Linked DNA regions of Homo sapiens: regions 1 and 3 are each linked to region 2. Evidence: chromatin loops called from intact Hi-C (ENCODE). Cell type or tissue: OCI-LY7. All regions are shown on one strand. Each heading gives the region's core, and the rest is flanking DNA. Links, peaks and the distances in the headings are about the cores only. Region 1 has its middle 29 kb from the start of LINC03012. Region 2 holds the start of MIR129-1 (microRNA 129-1). Region 3 overlaps SND1 (staphylococcal nuclease and tudor domain containing 1).

The links. A loop is a pair of places that touch in the nucleus more often than their neighbours do. Peaks named below come from ENCODE experiments on the same cell type or tissue, not always from the same donor. Only the 100,000 strongest peaks of a DNase experiment are listed, where the experiment ranks them.
Region 1: it touches region 2 in a loop (4-fold over the local background); 2 of 110 quality-filtered maps call a loop at or near these places.
Region 3: it touches region 2 in a loop (3-fold over the local background); 47 of 110 quality-filtered maps call a loop at or near these places.

What each region holds. Positions count from the first base shown.
Region 1 is chr7:127,443,852-127,451,520 of GRCh38, forward strand. No RefSeq gene overlaps it. Among named protein-coding and RNA genes, the nearest start is that of LINC03012, 29 kb to the right of the region's middle. In OCI-LY7, for the core only: CTCF peaks have their summits at 3,685 (motif pointing right) and 3,887; a DNase peak (open chromatin) is centred at 3,690.
Region 2 is chr7:128,206,847-128,214,306 of GRCh38, forward strand. It overlaps MIR129-1 (microRNA 129-1), which reads left to right and starts at 1,026; the gene lies at 1,026-1,097. It overlaps LOC124901744 (a long non-coding RNA gene), which reads left to right. Exons shown (of 2, transcript XR_007060516.1): 1 at 1-229. In OCI-LY7, for the core only: CTCF peaks have their summits at 1,788, 1,999, 3,113 and 3,330; DNase peaks (open chromatin) are centred at 1,785 and 3,075.
Region 3 is chr7:128,018,321-128,023,320 of GRCh38, forward strand. All of the region lies in intron 16 of SND1 (staphylococcal nuclease and tudor domain containing 1), which reads left to right. Among named protein-coding and RNA genes, the nearest start is that of LRRC4, 11 kb to the right of the region's middle. RefSeq lists an enhancer at 252-802. In OCI-LY7, for the core only: CTCF peaks have their summits at 2,043 and 2,245; a DNase peak (open chromatin) is centred at 2,021.

The DNA.
Region 1 (7,669 bases), core at 1,114-6,113, 760 kb before region 2:
ACCAAGACCACCAATAAAACATGTTTATATTTTATTCATTATATTATATTCATTATATTATATTCATTATATCTAAACTTATGCTTCTATTGCTACCAATCACCTACAGAAAGAACTTCAAGCTCTTCAGCATGTCTATGGCCCCTGTCATCTGGTTCCACCTTTTCTACCCAGATTTCCCTCATCTTTTTTCAGTACCAACACCCTTCCTGGTATCCATCTCTTCTACCTCCCAAATGTGTTATACTAACTCCCAACTCTGCATTTGCTGGAGCTATCTGCCTTTTTCTCCCTCTGAACAGATTCCCCTTCCCCCGCCCTCTGCTTTTTCAAATTATGTTGCTACTCAAGCTCCTGGCAAATGACTGAGTTGGGAAGTCAAGAAGCTATGCCCAGACTCAGTGCTTGAACTCAATAATGTAGTATGTTTCTACATCCTGTCATTATATTTTAGAAAAACAATTTAGTAACAGATGGTGAATGCTTTTCATTTCTTAGCTATACACTTAACAATTTTCTTTTGGCCTAGCTTATTAGTTTTAGTTTTTATTCATCCAATCCAAAATTTAATGTCAAAAGTTATAGAAGCAGATGCTCCCAAGAACAGGAAGAATAGAGCAGTTAAATATATAGTACTCAAATATGCAAGAAATATGTATTTTTAAATATCTAAAATAATAAGCAAAATAAACAATGCAACAACCAATGCCCTAGCTAATAACAGACTTTTTAAACAACAAAGAAATATGGGTAGAGAATAACGAATACTTACCGTTCAAGTTAGTTTGGATGTGAACGTCTTCAAATTGAAAGTATTTAAAGTAAGCTAGTGACTTTCCCAGTAAACCTAAAGAATACTTTAAAACTTTCAAGAATTTTAAAGTAAAAATTTAAAGTATCTTTTGTAAACCATATTGTGGCACAATTAGTAAACTTCTTAATACCAAAACCTCACTAACCAGGTATGCTCTCAATAAATCAAACCCTAATTTTATCCAAATTCCCTTAAAAAACTGTTGACAAATAATCAAATATTTATAAATTAAAGTGAAATACCATTTCTGCCATCCAAACTGGCTTTGCCATCTAATTATGTCACACACACATAGGATTATACCATGTCCTGTTTTTTTAAAGTACTCACTGCAACAATGTTAAGGTTACATGGATACTCTCAAACACCACTGCTAGACAAATAACTTGGTTCAACCTTACTAGAAAACAATCTGGCATTTTAAATTATCTATCCTATGGTCTTACAATTTTTATTTAATTTTTACATAATTACCTAATATTTCATCAAATGTGTATATCACTAGTTATTTAATTATTCCCCTACCATTAAATTTTTTTTTGAGATGGAGTTTCACTCTTTTTGTCCAGGCTGGAGTGCAATGGCACAATCTTGGCTCACCACAACCTCCGCCTCCCGGGTTCAAGTGATTCTCCTGCCTCAGCCCCGCTGAGTAGTTGGGATTACAGGCATGTGCCACCATGCCTGGCTAATTTTGTATTTTTAGTAGAGATGGGGTTTCTCTATGTTGGTCAGGCTGGTCTCGAACTCCTGACCTCAGGTGATCCACCTGCCTCGGCCTCCCAAAATGCTGGGATTACAGGCATGAGCCACTGTGCCCGGCCCTAATATTTATATTTTTTCTAGAGAATGTCATTATAAATGCTGCAATTAACATTTTACATAAATTTCTGACATTATTTTCTTTGGTTGTTAATTCTTAGAAGAGATTGTAGAAGGTCAGGGATAGAAGAATAATTTTTAAGGTTCTACTTTTAATCAAGCCTATAGAGTGGTAGTTCTCCACAAAGCAAGAAGATGGGCTCTCTTAGGGCCAGAATTTTTGTCATCTGCTTTGTTAACAGCTGCAGCCACAGCACCTGAACAATACTTGGTACACAGTATGCCCTTAATAAATATTTATAGAATTAATGATTGAACAATAGTCATACACATGCAAATTTTGACATCTTCCCTTATAAACTTCTTGGAAGACATCTCACCCTGTCTTATTAGGGATGGCTGAAGGCTCATTAGCACTTGGTGAAAATATACCATGTGCAGACATGAAATTTGGACAGATTCATCCAGATATTCTGTCTTTGAGTTTTAAAAGAGATAGTATGGTTTTTTTCCCAAGATGGTGGATTAGAGGCTTTTAGTGTGCCTCCACCACTTGAAAATAGCAAGATAGTACATAAAGATCAACTCTGTGAGCTTTAATTTAAGAAGGAAAATGGGAATCCACCATAATTGTGAAGGACACCTCAGAATCTGTGAAGGATAATGTGGGGACAGCCCCTATAATGGCATCTGGCTGATAAAAGTGAGTGAAGCCCCAGTGTGTGAGGAGGCAGAGAGTCCTTCTCTGTGACTCACCTTTCCACTGGGGATCCAAGCAACCCAGTCGAGGAGAAACTTTGTTTCTCCCAAGCCCTGGAGCTAACTTGGGGAGAGACTTGGAGACTCTGTGAGGGAAAGACAGTGGGCAAAGCTGCAGACATTTTCTCAGACCTAGGACCAAGAGTAGGATGCCATTTTTAATCCAGGCGCATACAAAGGCAACCATTCTTAGGCAATTCAGCAGCGTAACTGTGCAGGCATTTTAGTCTCAAGCCAGAGATTGGAATGCCTGCTCTGGAGAAAGGTAGGGGCCTCCACAGCCAGAACTGTGAAAAACACCTCAGCAATAGGTGCTGCAATTGTGCTCTCCCATATTGCAAGCCTGGAACCAGAGGAGAGCAGCTACATCTGCAGTTTCTCCTCAGCAACCAGTCTTGCAGCCAGGGCCAGCTTGATGACCTCGAACTGATCTTCATGTGCCTTGCTGGGTATACTAGACTGCTCCCCTAAGACTGTGGTGCAGTGGGGCCGTCTCTGCTCCACCCCAAGGCAGATTTCCTACCATTCAGAGCACCCATTCACCTGGTTCAGCAGCCTGAGCCACCTCATGCTTCTCAGGCATAGATCATGGTGCAGCAGAGCTTTCTCCACTCCACACCCAGACAGATCTCTAGGCATTTGGATCCTGCTCATATGGATGAGCAGCCTGACCTGCCCCACTGTTCCAGTGCAGAGATCCTAGTTCAGGGGGGCCTCTCTGCTGTCTCTGCTTCATGCCAAGGCAGATCTATGGCATTCAGAGCACCTGCTCATCTGGTTCAGCAGCCTGAGCCACACACACACCCTTCCGGGACATAGATAGTGGTAGAGTGAGTGACTGTCCACTCCATGCCCGAGCAGGTCTCCAGGCATTCAGAGCACCTGCTTGCCTGGTTCAGCAGCCTGAGTCACCCCAGCCCTCCTGTGCAGAAACCTTGGTGCAGGGGGGACCCTTTCTACTCCATATCCAGGCAGATCTTCAGGCATCTGGAACACTCACTCTCCTGGATTAGGAATTTAAACTCCCCCCATCCCCACGCAGAGAACTTGGGACTGAAGAGGTTTCCCTGCTCCATGCCTAGGCACACCTCTTGGTGCTTGGTGGCTGCCTACTGGATTCCCCCATGGTGTTGGTGCTTGTGCCTGTCATCAGGAGATCTATAGGTGGACCTGCTGAGTCCAGCCCCACCCTTCATGGACCCTGCCTCTCCAGGGCTGAGCAAGCAGCTCAGACCACTGCTCATCCCGGGCAACAGAGGGCAACAGAGAGCTTCTGCTAGTAAACAAGGATCAAATATATACCCAGCCACACTGGCCATAGCAGCTGTTACTTATAACTGCCATCTACTGGCCTGTAGGTCAAACTGCACTGCCCAATATAAAACCTGCTGAAAGAAGTGCATAGGGCTATAGAAGCAAAGCCAAAAGACCCTACCCAACATTCTCTACAGTCACACTCCTGGGGTGGAGGGAAGGGAAATGAAAGAAAAAATAATAATATTATTATAGGGGAAGAAATAAAAGAAAAAAACCCTACTCACATGGAAATAATTACAAAAATTAGATGTGACAGTATCTCCAGATGAGAAGGAACCAGCACAAGAATTCTTGCACCATGAAAAATCTGATTGTAGTGACACCACCAAAGGGTCACACTAGCTCTCCAGCAACTGTCTTTAATCAAAATGGAAACTCAGAAATGACAGAGAAATCAAAGTATGGATTACAAAGAAGCTTAATGAGATCCAAGACACAGTTGAAAATCAACCCAAAGAAACTTCTAAAGGAATCCAAACAATGAAGAAAGAGATAAACATCTTAAAAAGAAATCAATCAGAGCTTCTGGAAATGAAATACACACTTAAGAAATTTCAAAATACAATTGAAAGCTTTACCAATACACTGGATCAAGCAGGGGAAAAAATTTCAGAGCTTGAAGATTGGTCCTTTGAATGAACCCAGGCAGACAAAAATAAAAAAGAATTTTAAAAAATGAACAAAGTCTTTGAGAAATATGGGATTATGTAAAGCACCCAAGCCTATCAACTATTGGCATTCCTGAGAGAGAAGGAAAAAAAGTAAACAACCTGGAAAACATATTTAAGGAAATATGTGCCACTGCATTCCAGACTGAGCAACAAAGCATTCTGTCTCAAAAAAAAAGGAAAGAAAGAAAAAGAAAAATAGAAATAACTAAAATTAGAGTAGAACTGAATGAAGTTGAGACCCAAAGATCCATACAAAGAATCAACAAAACCAAAAGTTTGTTCTGTGAAAGGATAAACAAGATCAATAGATCACTAACTAGATTAACAAAGAAAAAAGAGCGAATGTCCAAATAAACACAATCAGAAATGACAAAGGTGGTATTACAACCAATCCCACAGAAATACAAAAGATCCTCAGAGGCTATTATGAACACCTCTATGAACACAAACTAGAAAATCTAGGGGAAATGGGTAAATTCCTGAAAACATACAATCTCCCAAGACTGAATCAGGAAGAAACTGAAATGCTGAATAGACAAATATTGAGTTCCATAATTGAATCAGTAATAAAAAACCTACCAACCAAAAAAAGCCCTGAACCACATGGATTCACAGCTGAATTCTACCAGACATACAAAGAGGAGCTCGTACCAATTACCAAAATTGTTCCAAAAAATCGAGGAGGAGGGACTCCTCCCTACCTTGTTCTACAAAGCCAACATCACCCTGATACCAAAACCTGGCAAAGACACAATAAAAATGAAAACTACATGCCAATATCCCTGATGAAAATAGATGCAAAAATCCTCCACAAAATACTAGCAAACCAAATCCAACAGGACCTCAAAAAGTTAATTCACCACAATCAAGTAGGCTTCTTTCCTGGGGTGCAAGGTCATCAAAAAATGTGATTCATCCCATGAACCGAATTAAAACAAAAGCTATATGGTGATCTCAATAGACACAGAAAAGGCTTACAATAAAATCCAATATCCCTTCATGACAAAAGCCCTCAACAAAGTAGGTATCAAAGGAACATATCTCAAAATTTTAAAAACCAACTCTCACCATTCTTGTTCAACATAGTACTGAAAGTGCTAGCCAGAGCAATCAGATAAGAGAAAGAAATAAAAGTGATCCAAAAAGGAAAAGAAGAAGTAAAACTATCTCTTTTCATGGATGATATCATTCTATATTTAGAAAACCCTAAACACTCCACCAAAAGGTTCCTGGAACTGATACACAACTTCAGTAAAGTTCCAGGAAACAAAATCCATGTAAAAAATCAGTAGCATTTCTATAAACCAATAATGTTCAAACTGAGAGCCAAGTCAAGAATGCAAACCCGTTTACAATAGCCACAAAATAATAAAATACCTAGGAATATATCTAAATAAGGAGATGAAAGATCTCTACAAGGAGAACTACAACACACTGCTGAAAGAAATCACAGATGACACAAACGAATGGAAAAACATGCCATGCTCATGGATTAGAAGAATCAACACCATTAAAATGTCTACACTTCCCAAAGCCATCTACAGAGTCAAAGCTATTCCTATCAAACTATCAGTGTCATTTTCCAAAGAACTAGAAAAAACTATTCTAAACTTCATATGGAACCAAAAAAGAGCCCAAATAGCCAAAGCTGTTCTAAGCAAAAACAACAAAGCTGGAGGCATCAAATTACCCATCTTCAAACTACACTAGAAGGCTACGGTAACCAAAACAGGATGGTACAAAAGCAGACAATAAACCAGTGGAACAGAATGGAGAATAAAGAAATAAAGCCATATCCTACAGCCATCTGATCTTCAACGAAGTCAACAAAAATAACCAATGGGGAAACAACTCCCTGTTCAACAAATGGTGCTGGGACAGCTCACTAGCCATTATGCAGAAGAATGAAACTGGACTCCTACCTATAAGCATACATGAAAATTACCTCAGGATAAATTAGAGATTTAAATATAAGACTTCAACCTATAAGAATCCTAGAAAAAAACCTAGGAAACACCATTCTGGACATCAGTTTTAGGAAAGAATTTATGACTAAGTCCTCAAAAGCAATTGCAACAAAAACAAATTCACAAGTGAGACTTAATTAAACTAAAGAGATTCTTCTCCACATAAGAAACTATGAACAGAGCAAAACAAAACCTAAAAAATTGGAGAAAATGTTCACAAACTATGCATATAACAAAGGTCTAACATCCAGAATCTATAAGGAACTTAAACAATTCAAAAAGCAAAAGACAAATAATCCCATTTAAAATGGGCAAGAGATATGAATAGACACTTCTTAAAAGAAGATACACAAGCAGCCAACAAAAATATGAAAAAAATCTCCACATCCATAATAATCAGATATATGCAAATCAAAACCACAAGAAGATACCATCTCACACCAGTCAGAATGGGTACTATTAGAAAGTCAAAAAATAAAAGATGTTGGTGAGGCTCCAGAGAAAAGAGAACACTTACACACTGTTGGTGGGAAAGTAAATTAGTTCAACCACTGTGAAAAGCAGTTTGGAGATTTCTCAAAGAACTTAAACCAGAACTACCATTCAACCCAGCAATTTTATTACTGGCTATATACAAAAAAGAAAATAAATCACTTTACCAAAAAGATACATGCACTTGCATGTTAAACACAGCATTAGTCACAATATAAAAGACATGAAATCAACCTAGGTGCCCATCAGTGGTGGGCTGGATAAAGAAAATGAGGTACGGAAGATGGCTGAATAGGAACAGCTCCAGTCTGCAGCTCCCAGCGTGATTGACACAGAAGACGGGTGATTTCTGCATTTCCAACTGAGGTACCTGGATCATTTCATTGGGACTGGTTGGACAGTGGGTGCAGCCCATGGAGGGCGAGCCGAAGCAGGGCAGGGCATCACCTCACCCAGGAAATGCAAGTGTTCGGGGGATTTCCCTTTCCTAACCAAGGGAAGCCTTGACAGACTACCTAGAAAAATGGGAAACTCCTGCTCAAATACTGTGCTTTTCCCAAGGTCTTAGCAACCGGCAAACAAGGAGATTCTCTCCCGTGCCTGGCTTGGCGGGTCCCACGCCCACAGAGCCTTGCATACTGCTAGCGCAGCAGTCTGAGATCGAACTGTGAGGCGGCAGCCTGGCTGGGGAAGGTGTATCTGCCATTGCTGAGGCTTGAGTAGGTAAACAAAGCAGCCAGGAAGCTCGAACTGGGCGGAGCCCACCACAGCTCAACAAGGCCTACTGCCTCTGTGGGCAGGGCATAGCTGAACAAAAGGCAGCAGAC
Region 2 (7,460 bases), core at 1-5,000:
CTGCTGACAAGTCCGTGTTGTGTCATGTTGGGAGTCTGGGCAAGGCACGAGGGCCCCTCTCTAGCAGGTCCCGATGGCTCCTCCACACCTTCAGGAAAAGCAAGAGATAAACCATTGCATGCTGAGCTCTGCAGGGAACTGGAGGCGGACACCATCCATTCTGCAAACCTGCAATGGTGACACTTCTGGAATCTCCTTGCCTCTTCCAGGGCTGCAGCCTCTAAGGCAGGTAAGACCCAGGCCAGGTTGGCTCAGGGACCTCTGTGTAGCATTGCTGACCTCATGTTATGGAAGCAGGAGGCCACTGTGAGATGCGGGGCTTAGCTGCCACCTTGGAGAAACAGCTCATTTGAGACAGCCAGGAGCAATTTAATCAGGCTAAGTTGGCCTGGCCCTGGGACCCCTGCCTTTTCCATGACAGCAGCGTCTGCTGAAAGCACATCAGAGCCCACACTTGCAAGTTCAAAGATGTCTGTCCCCAAGGTCTCAACCAGGGATGGCATCTTCTTCTTGGGGCACTTAGCATTTTGAGACTCTGGGAGAGTCCCCTGTGGGAACTGGGTGTACTGACACTGTGGAACCAAGGAAGCACCACGGCTGCAGAGAGACCCTGGGCCAGACCATCCAAATGAAGCCCAGGCACAGCAGAGGGCTCTGAGGAGGCGCAGGATGCAGGAGATGAAAGGGGAAAATGAAGGGGAGCCGCAGGTTCAAACTGCCCCTTCCCAGGAGTGAGCTACAGCTTGGCCACTTCTGTCTCATAAGAAGGAGGTTGTGACTTTGGGAGGTGGAGGGGGATTACAGCTGGGATTCCTGTTGCCTGCCTCCTGCCTCTGGGGCTCTCAGCTTTCTCTTCTCCCCAGGACTCTTTTCTTCCTCTCCCCCCACCTCCCCCCCCACTCCCCTCCTCCCCCTAGGTCCTGGCTCTCCCTCCCCGACCCGGTCTTCTTGGTACCAGCTAAGCCCTGGAGGGGCCACAGCCTCCCCTCCAGCCCCCCTGCCATGGGATGGCTGCTGTCTCCTTTGGATCTTTTTGCGGTCTGGGCTTGCTGTTCCTCTCAACAGTAGTCAGGAAGCCCTTACCCCAAAAAGTATCTGCGGGAGGCCTTGTCCACAGGGGAGGCTGCCCCAAGGGCTCCAGGTGAGTCACAGCAAACCCAAGAACAGTGAATGGAACTGGGGTCTCCTGGCTCTCCTTTAGAGTTGCTGAGTGACTTTAAGTCCAGCACTGAGCCTCTCTGGGCCTCACTTATGCCACTCTTTTCATCATTTACCAGTGGGCAATGTCAAGTGAGAGACTCCACAGATAAGAAAAATAAAGGAGTGGCTCAATTACATGCCAGGGAAAACCGCTTTGGTGGATGAAGGTCACACAGCTCTCCCAGCATTCTGTCCTCTGTATACAGATGATCTCCTTCTGAAATCCTTTTGGGGATGACCCCCTTCCACACCATGGACACTTCTGGGTGGGTTGTCACTCAAGAGGTCCTGCCCTCTTCTGCCCACTGGGTGGACACAAGAATTGAAATCTGTAAAGGATACTGAGATTGGGAACAAAATAATTGATGCTGATTGATCCCAGCAGTGTATGGCGAGAAGATGACAAGCTTCCACTGCCTGTATCACTGACTTGCCTAATGTCTGCCCTGCCCTGGCCTGGATCTTAACCGCGCCCTTCATTCTGTGAACTACCCCCAAATCCTTCAAATAAAGTCCTTGATTGCTTGTTAGAGTCAATAATATTGCTTGCTGAGGATCCAGAGACCTCTAGAGAGAGGAGGTGGAATTGCACACCCTGGGAAAGAGGAAGGTGTGAGTTACCATCCCTGGGGGAGGCCCCACAGGTGTCAGCCCTCAGGGGGCAGGGGACTGACAGGGGACAGAGCTGACAGCAGGGGTCATATACAAGAGTTGGGTTGGGGGCCTAAGGAAACTTCCCCAAAGGTGAGAACCATGTTGGGATAAAGGACAGAGGAGGACCTATATGATATGGAGAGAAGTGAAATACAGCTAAGTGGGGTCCTCACCTCTAAAGAGGCCAGGGGCCGGGCACATCTGTAATCCCAGCACTTTGGGGAGCCGAGGTGGACAGATCACTTGAGGTCAGGAGTTCAAGACCAGCCTGGCCAACATGGTGAAACCCCGACTCTTACTAAAAATACAAAAATTAGCTGGGCATGGTGGCGCAAGTCTGTAATTGCAGCTACTTGGGAGGCTGAGGCAGAGAATCGCTTGAACCAAGGAGACAGAGGTTGCAATGAGCCGAGACTGCGCCACTGCACTCCAACCTGGGTGAGAGAGCAAGACTCCATCTAAATAAATAAATAAATGGGGCAGAAAACAGGTTATGCCAATTACAGGTTGTTGTAGATTCCCAGTCCCTCCTCCTCATGCCGGATAGCTGGGGGATCGACACTGCAGCCGCGGTGAGGCCACGGCAGGTCAGGAATGACCACACGGACATCCATCTTGTTGTCCACCACTGACAATGAGACGGATGACCAGGCTCCCGAGTGCCGAGTGCCGTAGTGCTCTGCGGCCAGGAAATGGCCAGGGGCCAGGGACCCTCCTTATCTGGAATCCTCCCACTCGGCCCTGGGGTGGCCACTTGTGCCGAGACAGCCCAAGGTTGGGGGCGTGGCATCAGGCCTCCCCAAGGCCTTTACTGCTGCAGAGCCACAGCCCTCAAGAAACAAGGCCCCTGGAAGATTCCTTCCCTAAGCAGAAGCTGCTGGAGGCCATTTTAAGGCAATATGTGAGCTGGCGTGTCGCCTGCAACTGAGTTCAGAGGTGCTAAAGGATCCTGAGTGGGGCTGGGGGTTTGCTGTGGAGGTTCAGGAAGAAAGGCTGGGTTTACGGGTCCAGGAACAATTACTGCAGGTTTGTGAGGCCAACCGAGCCCCCACTAGGTGACAGCCAGACAGCAGTGGGAGAAGGGACGATGGCGACGAGCAAAACGGCACGGCTGAATAATACCTGTGACCACGGGAGCTCCTGCCCCTGATGCTATCCTGACCCTCCCCATCCCACCCAGCTGCAAAGCAGTTGTTGCTCTGCCACCTGCTGCCAGCATGCGGGTGGGAATGCGTGTGCAGCTCAAGGGTGGCATCGTGTGGTCATAGTGGGGTAGTGCACCTCACAGCTTCCAAAGAGCTTCATTCTGCGGAGTCACTCAAGGAATTTTGAGTCTATGTGCCAGACTCTGTTCTAGGACTGCAAGATCTTTCCTAACAGAATCAGAGTTTTTGTGAGGAGCAGTCTTGAGGGGTGCAGAGCCTGAGAGGGGAAGGGGAGAAGAGAAGGAGAGAAGGAGAGAAGGAGGGGAGGTGGGAGGGGGAGGGTTGCTAGAGCCCCTTGGTGAGCGTGTCTACAGCCAGACTGCTCTAGGGCACCTTTCAAAGTGGCTTCTGGGTCCACATCTCAGGCATTTGACGACTTAACCCTTTGCATGAGCCTCGCAAATTGCAACTCAAATCCCTGCCACCCTAGAGAACCTATTCCCTCCAGAGGGAGAGGGACTCAGGAGAGGCACTATTCCAAAAAGGCTCCTGTTCCCAATGTTAAAGGAAAGAACCCAGACTTCAGAATCAATCCGATCTGGATTCAAATCTCAGGTTGTCCCTGCGCCAGCTATGTGGCCTCAGGAAAGTCCTTAGCCCTCTCTGTGCCTCGGTGTCCTCATCTGTAAAACAGGGAAAATCATGCCCCTCTGACAGGGCGGTGGGTTCTAGTCAGTGAAATAATGTCAGGACAATGGATGGTCCCCACCATAAAAAGCAAGGCCCCCGATTCTGTGTCCAGGGGTATCAGCTCTGGGGGGCATCTGCTTGGCTGCTCATGAGTGGCTGTCTTTCCACAGCTGTGTGGATGTGTCTGGCATTTAGCAGTCGGTTGTCTGAAATCAGCCATGGAGTTTTGCCCCCTGCTTTATTGCTCCCAAGCAGGTTCCTCACCTGCCGAGCGCCTGCGGCTGTGTGCCAAAGGCTGAGTGCGCCACAGCGAGGAGCAGCTGCCAGACCTGGAGTGAGCAGAGGGAGAAACTGGACTTCAGAATAATCAGAGCTGGATGCTAATCTCAGGTCCCACCTGCACTAGCTGTGTGGTCTCGGGAGAGTCTTACGGGTGGGAAGGACCAGGGCCTTGTGGGCTGAGAGGCTTGGGGAAGCCAGGGGGAGCCAGGTCCCCTCACTGCTCTCGAAGAACCGGCAGTGGTGTTGGAACTCCCAGAGCTGGAGAGGCTCAGGCCGGGAAGGGCTGTCCTGACCTGCGGGCCATCATGGCCTTTCGGGGAGGGAGGGAGGAGATGAAGAGGTGGCACAGAATTGACAAAGGAAAGGCAGGAATGAAAAGGAAGGTGGGGGAATGTGGAAGGCAAAATGAGAAGTCTCTCCGGGTGGCTGATGTCACCCTTTCTGATTGCTCGAGGTGCCAGCAGGGGCACCTTGGCAAGGTGTCCCCTCTCCCAGGAGGCTGAGACCAGGATCTGATCCAAGCTGGGCCACCTGGAGAGAGTGGCCTGAACTAGTCTCCATCATGCTCTGGGCCTGGGTTTCTGCATTTGTAAAATGAGAGGAATGTGCTGGATCAGATACAATCTCCTCTCCCACCAGGCCCACCCCACACTCGGCAGGAAAGCAAGGACTGGGGCCCCAACAGCTGTCCTTGAGAGTGGGAGCCGCTGAGGGCACAGGAAGGAGTTTTGGGGGCGGCAGGCAGGGAAGCAAGCAGGATGGGAACGCCAGGCTCTCAGGGGAAGGAACCAGATAAATCATCAGCAAGGAAAACCTATAGGTTTCCCCAAAGTACAATTTGAATAGAAATGTCAAATGCACCTGGAGTTATTACACCCTGTAATCCTAATGACATATAATCCTATACACCAACAGGATAATATCACGAGTGTGTGTGGCAACACTGCCGCATGTTAATCCTGCCTGCCTCCTGGGATGATCTTTCTCATCCCAGCAGAGCCTACAGAGCCTCCTTTGTTCTTCCCAGAAGTGGCCTCATCGGGCTGGACCTGGGGGAGGTGACCAAGGAAGTGAAAATCAAAGAGCCCAAGGAATGAAGCTGGCATGGCGCTAGTCAGGGGATGGACAGGTGTGGTTTGGTGCTTTCATTTTTTGCCTAATCTGGATGCATCCTAAGTCCCCTGGAAGTTGCCAGCCCCACATCAGCATCTGTGTTGAGGACCCTCTTCTCTCCCCGCCTACCCCCGCCCCTAACCCTTTCCTTCTCTCTCATTCTTCCTTTCCTGTATCCTTCCCTTTCTTCCCCAGCATCTATGCTCTGTTCTGCCAGGAGCACTCTCGGAGATATGGTTCGTCCTCTTGAGAGGGAAAGCCTCCTGGGACTCGCGTGCACCCGTCCTGTCCAGCTGCGCTCCTTAGTTGCGGGCCCTGGAGCCAGGGAAGGTGGGAGTGGACTTTCGCCTGAGGCAGCAGCTGCGTGGTTAGTGGTCTGTGGCCAGGGGGGCATTTCAAGGTAGGGCACAGAACTTCCAGGCCAGTGCACCAGCCCAAAATAGAGCCCTGGTTGGCTTTATCTACCGTGTAGCCTGTGCTGGTCCCCATGACATAAGCTTCTTTTGCTGTGAGACAGGAAATCTCTTTCTAGGCTCCTGGGGAGATGAGATTTTTCAGGTCAAAGTCTCAGAGTCATTCACACAATCCAGGAATCTCTTCCCAAACTCCATACTCCTATGCTCGGCCCTCCAAGGCAGTGATTCTCGAAGTAGGAACCACTTCAAGACCAGCAGCTCAGCACTACCAGGGATCTTATTAGAAATGCAAATTCTGCCAGGTGCGATAGCTCACACCAGTAATCCCAGCACTTCGGGAGGCCGAGGGGGCAGATCACTTGAGGTCAGGAGTTTGAAACCAGCCTGGCCAACATGGTGAAATCCTGTCTCTACGAAAAGTACAAAAATTAGCTGGGCATGATGGCGCATACCTGGAGTCCCAGCTACTCAGGAGGCTGAGGCAGGAGAATCGCTTCAACCCAGGAAGCGGAGGTTGCAGTGAGCTGAGGTTGCACCACTGCACTCCAGCCAGGACGACAGAGCAAGACTCCATCTCAAAAACAAAAACAAAAAAAAAAAAAACAGAAATGCAAATTCTTAGATCCCAGTGCCAAGGGTGGCTGGAGACAGTTTGTAACATCTCAGGAGAACCAATTGCACATGTCTCTTTCCTAACTCCACATTTAGTGACCATCACACTGGGGGCTTGAAATCAACCACGGTGAGAGTGTTTACACTGTGGAACATTACAAATCAGTGCTCATTTTTCTTTCTGAAAGCCCATTGTTAAACAGTTTCCAGCACACCACTGGACCCTACCCAGACCTACTGAACCAGAGCCCTGAAGGTGGAACCCCACAATCTGTGTTTCAATAAGCTTTCCAGGTGATTCTGATGCACATTCAAGTTTGAGAATCACTGTTCCCATGGGCCAGCTCTAGTGGTATCATAAGAAAGAAAGGAATGTGGGGGTGCCCAAGGAGTAGGATTTCACAAGGAAACTTTGGAAAAGGTAAAGAAAGAAGAGAGAAAGTAAACTAGGCCCTGGGGCCTTCCTCCAGGCAAAGAGGCAACCAGGCACTTGGCAGGAAATACCCCTGGACGGAGATGAGACCTGCAGCCCCAGGGAATGGAAGGAGGAAAGAGAATCTGGTGAGTAGGTGGGATGCAGCCAACGTCAAATAGTCATTTTTCCACGTATCCAGATGAGGGAGATGGCGTCAATTACTCTAAGTCATGAGATCGGAAGGGCACAGGATAATTGGCTGGAAAAATGCTCCTTTGGGTGCATATTTCTGTAACAAAGAAAAACACATTTATGAGCATTTGTTTTGTTTGTTTGAGGCAGGGTCTCACTCAGTCACCCAGGCTGGAGTGCAGTGGCACGATCATGGCTCACAGCAGCCTCAAACTCCTGGGCTCAAGCAATCCTCCTGCCTCAGCCTTCCCAGTAGCTGGGGCTACAGGTGCACACCACCATGCCTGGCTAAGTTTTGTATTTTTGGTAAAGACAAGGTCTCACTATCTTGACCAGGCTGGTTTTGAATTCCTGGGCTAAAAGGATTCTCCCACCTCAGCCTCTCAAAGTGCTTGGATTACACGTGTGAGCCACCATGCCTAGCCATGAGCATTTCACTGAAGATAGAAGGAAGAGAAATCCTACGAAGTGTTTTTCAGGGAAGGGATGAAAATGGAAAATCCTAGCAAATGCTCATTACTACTCATGTAAATGTGTGCAAAATGCCACTGGAATTTTCTTTCCTTTTTTCCGTTGTGAAATATTTCAAACATATAGAAAAAGACAAGGAGTAATATAACAAAAGCCTTGTACCTACCACCAGAAATAGCAAGTGCTACCATTTTGCCACATTTATGTCAGATCATTTTTTAAAAGAAATGAGACAGCCCAGGCACAGTGGCTCATGCCTGTAATCCTAGC
Region 3 (5,000 bases), core at 1-5,000, 190 kb before region 2:
TCCAACCTTGGGCATTGCCAACCCCATCCAGCTGCTGACAGCCCAGCACAAAGAAAACACATGCTGTGTACACACAGATGGGTTTGCATGTCAGCATGAGCCCATTTTTAGCCTTTGGCCAGGAAGGGCAGTTCACAACACAGTAATTTAATTAAATTTGCCTCCCTCCGTGGCCCACATATTTGAAGAGGTTTGGGGGGAAATGAATCTGGCTGAGGAACATTACCCTGCCGCTCTGGCACTGCCCCAGAGCCAAGCCACTGTACCATAAAGGGTCTCACCATCCTGAATACGACCCAGGACATCTGTCTGCACTGCAGGCTCTCTGGCCGGGCTGCCTGCTGGCACATCTGGCAAGGCAGCCTCTGGAAGCAGTCCGTCTCTATCACAGGCAAGCCACCAGGGGCAAAATAAGGGACTCCCTACCCCCTACTCAAGACCTGCTGGCAACAACTTTAGCAGTAACTCACAATATTAGCTTTCATCACAGATTTCAGTGTATTTAGAGTGGAGAGGACAGAATAAGAGAACCCTCTACCCTCAACTAACATTGAAGCCTCAATAACAGCTATGATCCTAACTTCATTGCTGTTAAGGCCACATACCTGTACTTCTGTCCTGGAAATGACCAGTATTTAGGGACCTGAAATTGAATCCCTTACCCTTACTTCCCATGAACTTATTACCACATTTCACATCTCAAATGTCCATCAGTTTTGTCCATTATGTCTGAGCTTAACCCACACTCCAAACTCCAAAGACCTGCCCCCCTCCCCACCTCAGCCAGCTAGTTCCTCCTTGAACTGAGTTCATCAACTCATCAGGAGGCCACTTCTCCTGTGGTCACCCCCTGGTCCAGAGAATCTGCCCATGATGGGTAGTCCTTTCTTATTGCTAACCCGTAACCTCTCAGTCCGCCTTTTCTGTCCTAAGTCAGCTGTACCAAGCCTGCTAGGGAAGAGCATTCTCTTTGGTTATCTTTCTCTCTCCCCATCAATAGCACATCCTCCTGGCTAACTAATGTCTCTTGTGTAATGATAGCAGCACCTCTGAGAGAAAGGGAATTTCTCTGGCACAGTTCGTCTCAACACCAGCATAACACAGGCTGTTGCTTAGGAGTGGGAATCATTAGAGTCAGGCCATTATTGGAGGGGACCGGTCTCTAGGGGAGCTAGCAGAAATTGCCGCTCCTTAATGGATGGAAACTCATTTGCCTGAAGCCCCTGCCCTCCTCTTTATTTTCTCTGCATTCCTCACCTCCCATTGCTTCCCAGCTTTGAAGTTGAAAAGAGAGGTAACTCCACCCAATGCACATTTCTGCTAAATTAACTTGGTTAGAAGAAATCCTTGCCTGAAAGCACTGTTCTTTTAGAATGTTTCTATTGGGACTTCACTTGAAACCATCATGAAGAAGACAAATTCTAATTAAATGTATGTGATAAAATTATAGCCAGGGCCACTCTGTTCCCAAGAGAGGATTTGAGATGGGAGGAAGAGGGGACAATTTCCTAGCTTTCTGGACCCCAGTTTCAGGGTAGACCCCTGAGTCAACCTGGGCTGCCAGAGCTTTCCCTCTGAGGGTCCCCTTGCTTACACAACACTAGGAAGGCCAGGGAGGTAGAGCGGGACTCCAGGCTTCTCTGCTTCTCCAAGGGTCTGCATGACCTTGAACAGACCTCTAACATGATTTAGCTTTCTGCAAGCCCTCCTGTCATGTTGGGATAGATGTTACCTTACTACCCTGCACTCTTGTAGAGAGAAGGGGAAGGCCATGGAAGCAACACATGCCCCTTTTGGTTTATTAGCCATGGGGCTGCCATCAGAGCACACATGCCCTGAAGAGAAAGGAAAGTTGCCTGATTTCTCAGCTCTTCCTGTTTGAATGAAATCATGAGTGGGCACCATCTGTCTCAGAGCATTAAGCACAGATAACAGTACTGGTGGGAAAGGCCTTCCCCCCTCCCAAAAGGGAACTATAAAGGATTGCATCAAACTGCAAACTCCAGGGGGCACTAATCACTTTGCCATTTCTGTAAATGGCGCCCCCTGGAGTTGTAAGTCATGGTGGCCCTGCCGGCGCTCAGCAATTGCGCTAGGTCGCGAACCCAGAGACTACAGGTAAGGTCTCTGCATCACCAGCTATGTGACACCTGGGCAAGGCACATCTTCCTGGGCTTCATTTTCCTCATAAATAAAATGTGAGGGTTCAACTAGATTTTCTGAATTAACTTGGAAGTTCTCATTGCCCTCTCCATATCCCGGAAGTTAGGAACCATGAACCTGTGTTCTGTCTCAGTGTCAATTGTCATCCCCAGGTCGGCCAGCCTCGATAACATACCCAGAATGAGAAGGCACCCTCGGCTGACATAACACCACTAGTCGGAGTGGATGTGGACTTACACATGAAGGGGGAAGGATTAAGGAAAGGGAAAGCCTCCAGCGGGCACAATGGATGAAACAGCAAGCGCACAGAATGGGCCAATGCCTTATTCTTCTTGTATTCATCCTTCTCTGTGGCTTCAGAGCCTTTTTTCTGACACACATGCACACAGCACCTCCAGTGCTTGCCGTCTCTCCCCCTCATGAGAGAAACAAAATGAAATGCAAACATGCTTTGAAAGAGCACAGTCTTGTCCTGTCCCTCTGCATCCCCTCTCCTCATTTCTAATGAAAAAAATAGTCTTCCCTTTCCCTGGTTCCTTCAACAGTCTCTTCCTTAGGTTATTTTTTTCCTCTCTCCTTTCCTACTCCATCCAGACTTCCCCCTGCCTAATCTTAAAGAGATGAATTGGAAGAATATGCAGTCGTGTCAGAAGGATGCCATTGTCAGTTCACACAGGCAGACACTAATAGGATAAAGTATTATCTGACTTCCTTTAAGTCCAGAAATTAAGTCTTCTTGCAATGGCAATAGATTATAACTTATAACCACTGTGGCTGGCAGGCTGCAGAAACAGGCTGTTAGTATCTGAGGCCTCAGCTCCATTTCTGGGCCTATTGTGAGGGATGCACTCAGCATTCCTCCAAACACAGCTGCATGATCCAGGGAACTGGCACTTGGCTCCTGGATGGAACTGCCTCTGTGGAGAGCTGCCTATAACTCATTCAGTTCACCTGCCGTGGGAGAAGCTGTCTGAATGGTCTTAATGAACCTGGATGAGTGGGCAGGTAAAGGGAGGAAGCCAGGGTCTTGAAGACTGGGAAGAAGTAGCCCGAGGCAAGGAAACCAAACTTTGCACAGGGAACACTTAGTGTGTGAAAGCTCTTCTCAGTCATCCTTGCTGACTCATTGAGCAGGTAGTAACTTATCTAGTGACTAAATCAGCACCAGCTTAGAGACACAGGGAAATGAGGGTTGAGACCTTAAAGGAACTGTAAAAGAGACTACAAATTAAGGAGTTGCCCTGGAGAGGAAATATCATGAGAAATGTTAGGAAGAAAGAGCCATCATTCTTCAAAATGGAGGGCCTCATGCAGGATTTCCTAGGTCCTGTTATGGCAGATGAGTGTACTCAAATGGGGAATATGGGACAGGAAACCTGATACAATAATTAATTGAAGGGTATTTTTTTATTAGTGGGGCTATAAGAAGGTAGGTGGGGGCTGGGTACAGTGGCTGACGCCTGTAATCCCAGCACTTTGTGAGCCCAAGGTGGGCGGATTGCCTGAGGTCGGGAGTTTCAGACCAGCCTGGCCAGCATGGTGAAACCCCGTCTCTACTAAAAATACAAAAATTAGCCAGGCGTGGTGGTGCGCACCTGTAATCCCAGCAACTCGGGAAGCTGACGCCAGGAGAATCGCTTGAACCCGGGAGGCGGAGGTTGCAGTGAGCCGAGATCACACCACTGCACTCCAGCCTGGGCAACAGAGCAAGACTCTCTCTCAAAAAAAAAAAAAAAAAAAAAAAGAAGGTAGGAGGGTATGAAAGAAACAAGTAGATCAAGTACTGTTTCTTTGGCATCCTATAATTGATTTAAACTGTAGTAATTACTCTAGTAATGTTCCTGAGTGTACAGAATGAACAAACCTGAAAGCCTAAGTACTATCTTGGTCCGTCTAGCTCCCACACCTAGCTTGAGAGTAGCCTCTCATATCAATGCTTCCCTGCTATCCTTTCAAAACTCTTTTTGATGGGATAAGTGGGCAAAGATCATGCCATCGTCTCAAATGCTAACTTCCTTTGACAAGACAGTTTCTCCCAGGGATATCCCCCACAGGCCTAGGCCAAATCTCTGACTCACTGCAAAGGTCCATGTACACTGAACTGATAGACATCACTATTTTTATTGGAAAACACAATTTATATAACACTCTTCCTCTGGAATAATACTCTTTTTGTGGACAAATACCGAGTTGCTCCCTCTCTTCTCCCCAGCACACCCCACCCCCCTCCCCATGACTGTGTTAATAGAAATGAGGAAATGGGTTTAGAGCAGATCCCTGAGTGAGCCTGTCAGGGTCAGGATTAAATTACATCCCTGAAGGCTGGGTTGCTTCCCCAAGCAGTGGACAGCCTCCAGGATAGGGAACAGGACTGTTGTGGGTAGGTGGTTTGGCCCAAGTACTGACAGCAAAGCTGGCGTGTACCAGAGGATAAAACCTGTGATCATCCTAAAATCTAATTCTAGCCTCTCATTAGGAAATCAAAATGCATTCTTTCTTCGCCTCTCTTGGAAAGTTGATCTCCCTGCTTTTCTTCTCCTCTGTTTCATGCCATGAATTTCGCACTAACAGTCCTCCCCCATCCAGGGTCCAGCCAGCCTCTTGCTTGCTAAGGCAGAGGAATCTCCCTGGCTTTCCTCCTTGACTGCATTGCAGCCCCTTAGCCTGTGTATCTGCCATAGAGCTCCATTCTTCTCTCATTTGCTCCAATTATGGTGCTTTTTGTCTGCCTTTCTTTTCTCCTAGCTCTGCAATACTGCTCGGAAGCCCCACCGGCCCTTTCAGTGCTACCTTCTTCCTCCTAGTGCCTCCCCACTCCCCACTCCCAGTCCTGGTAA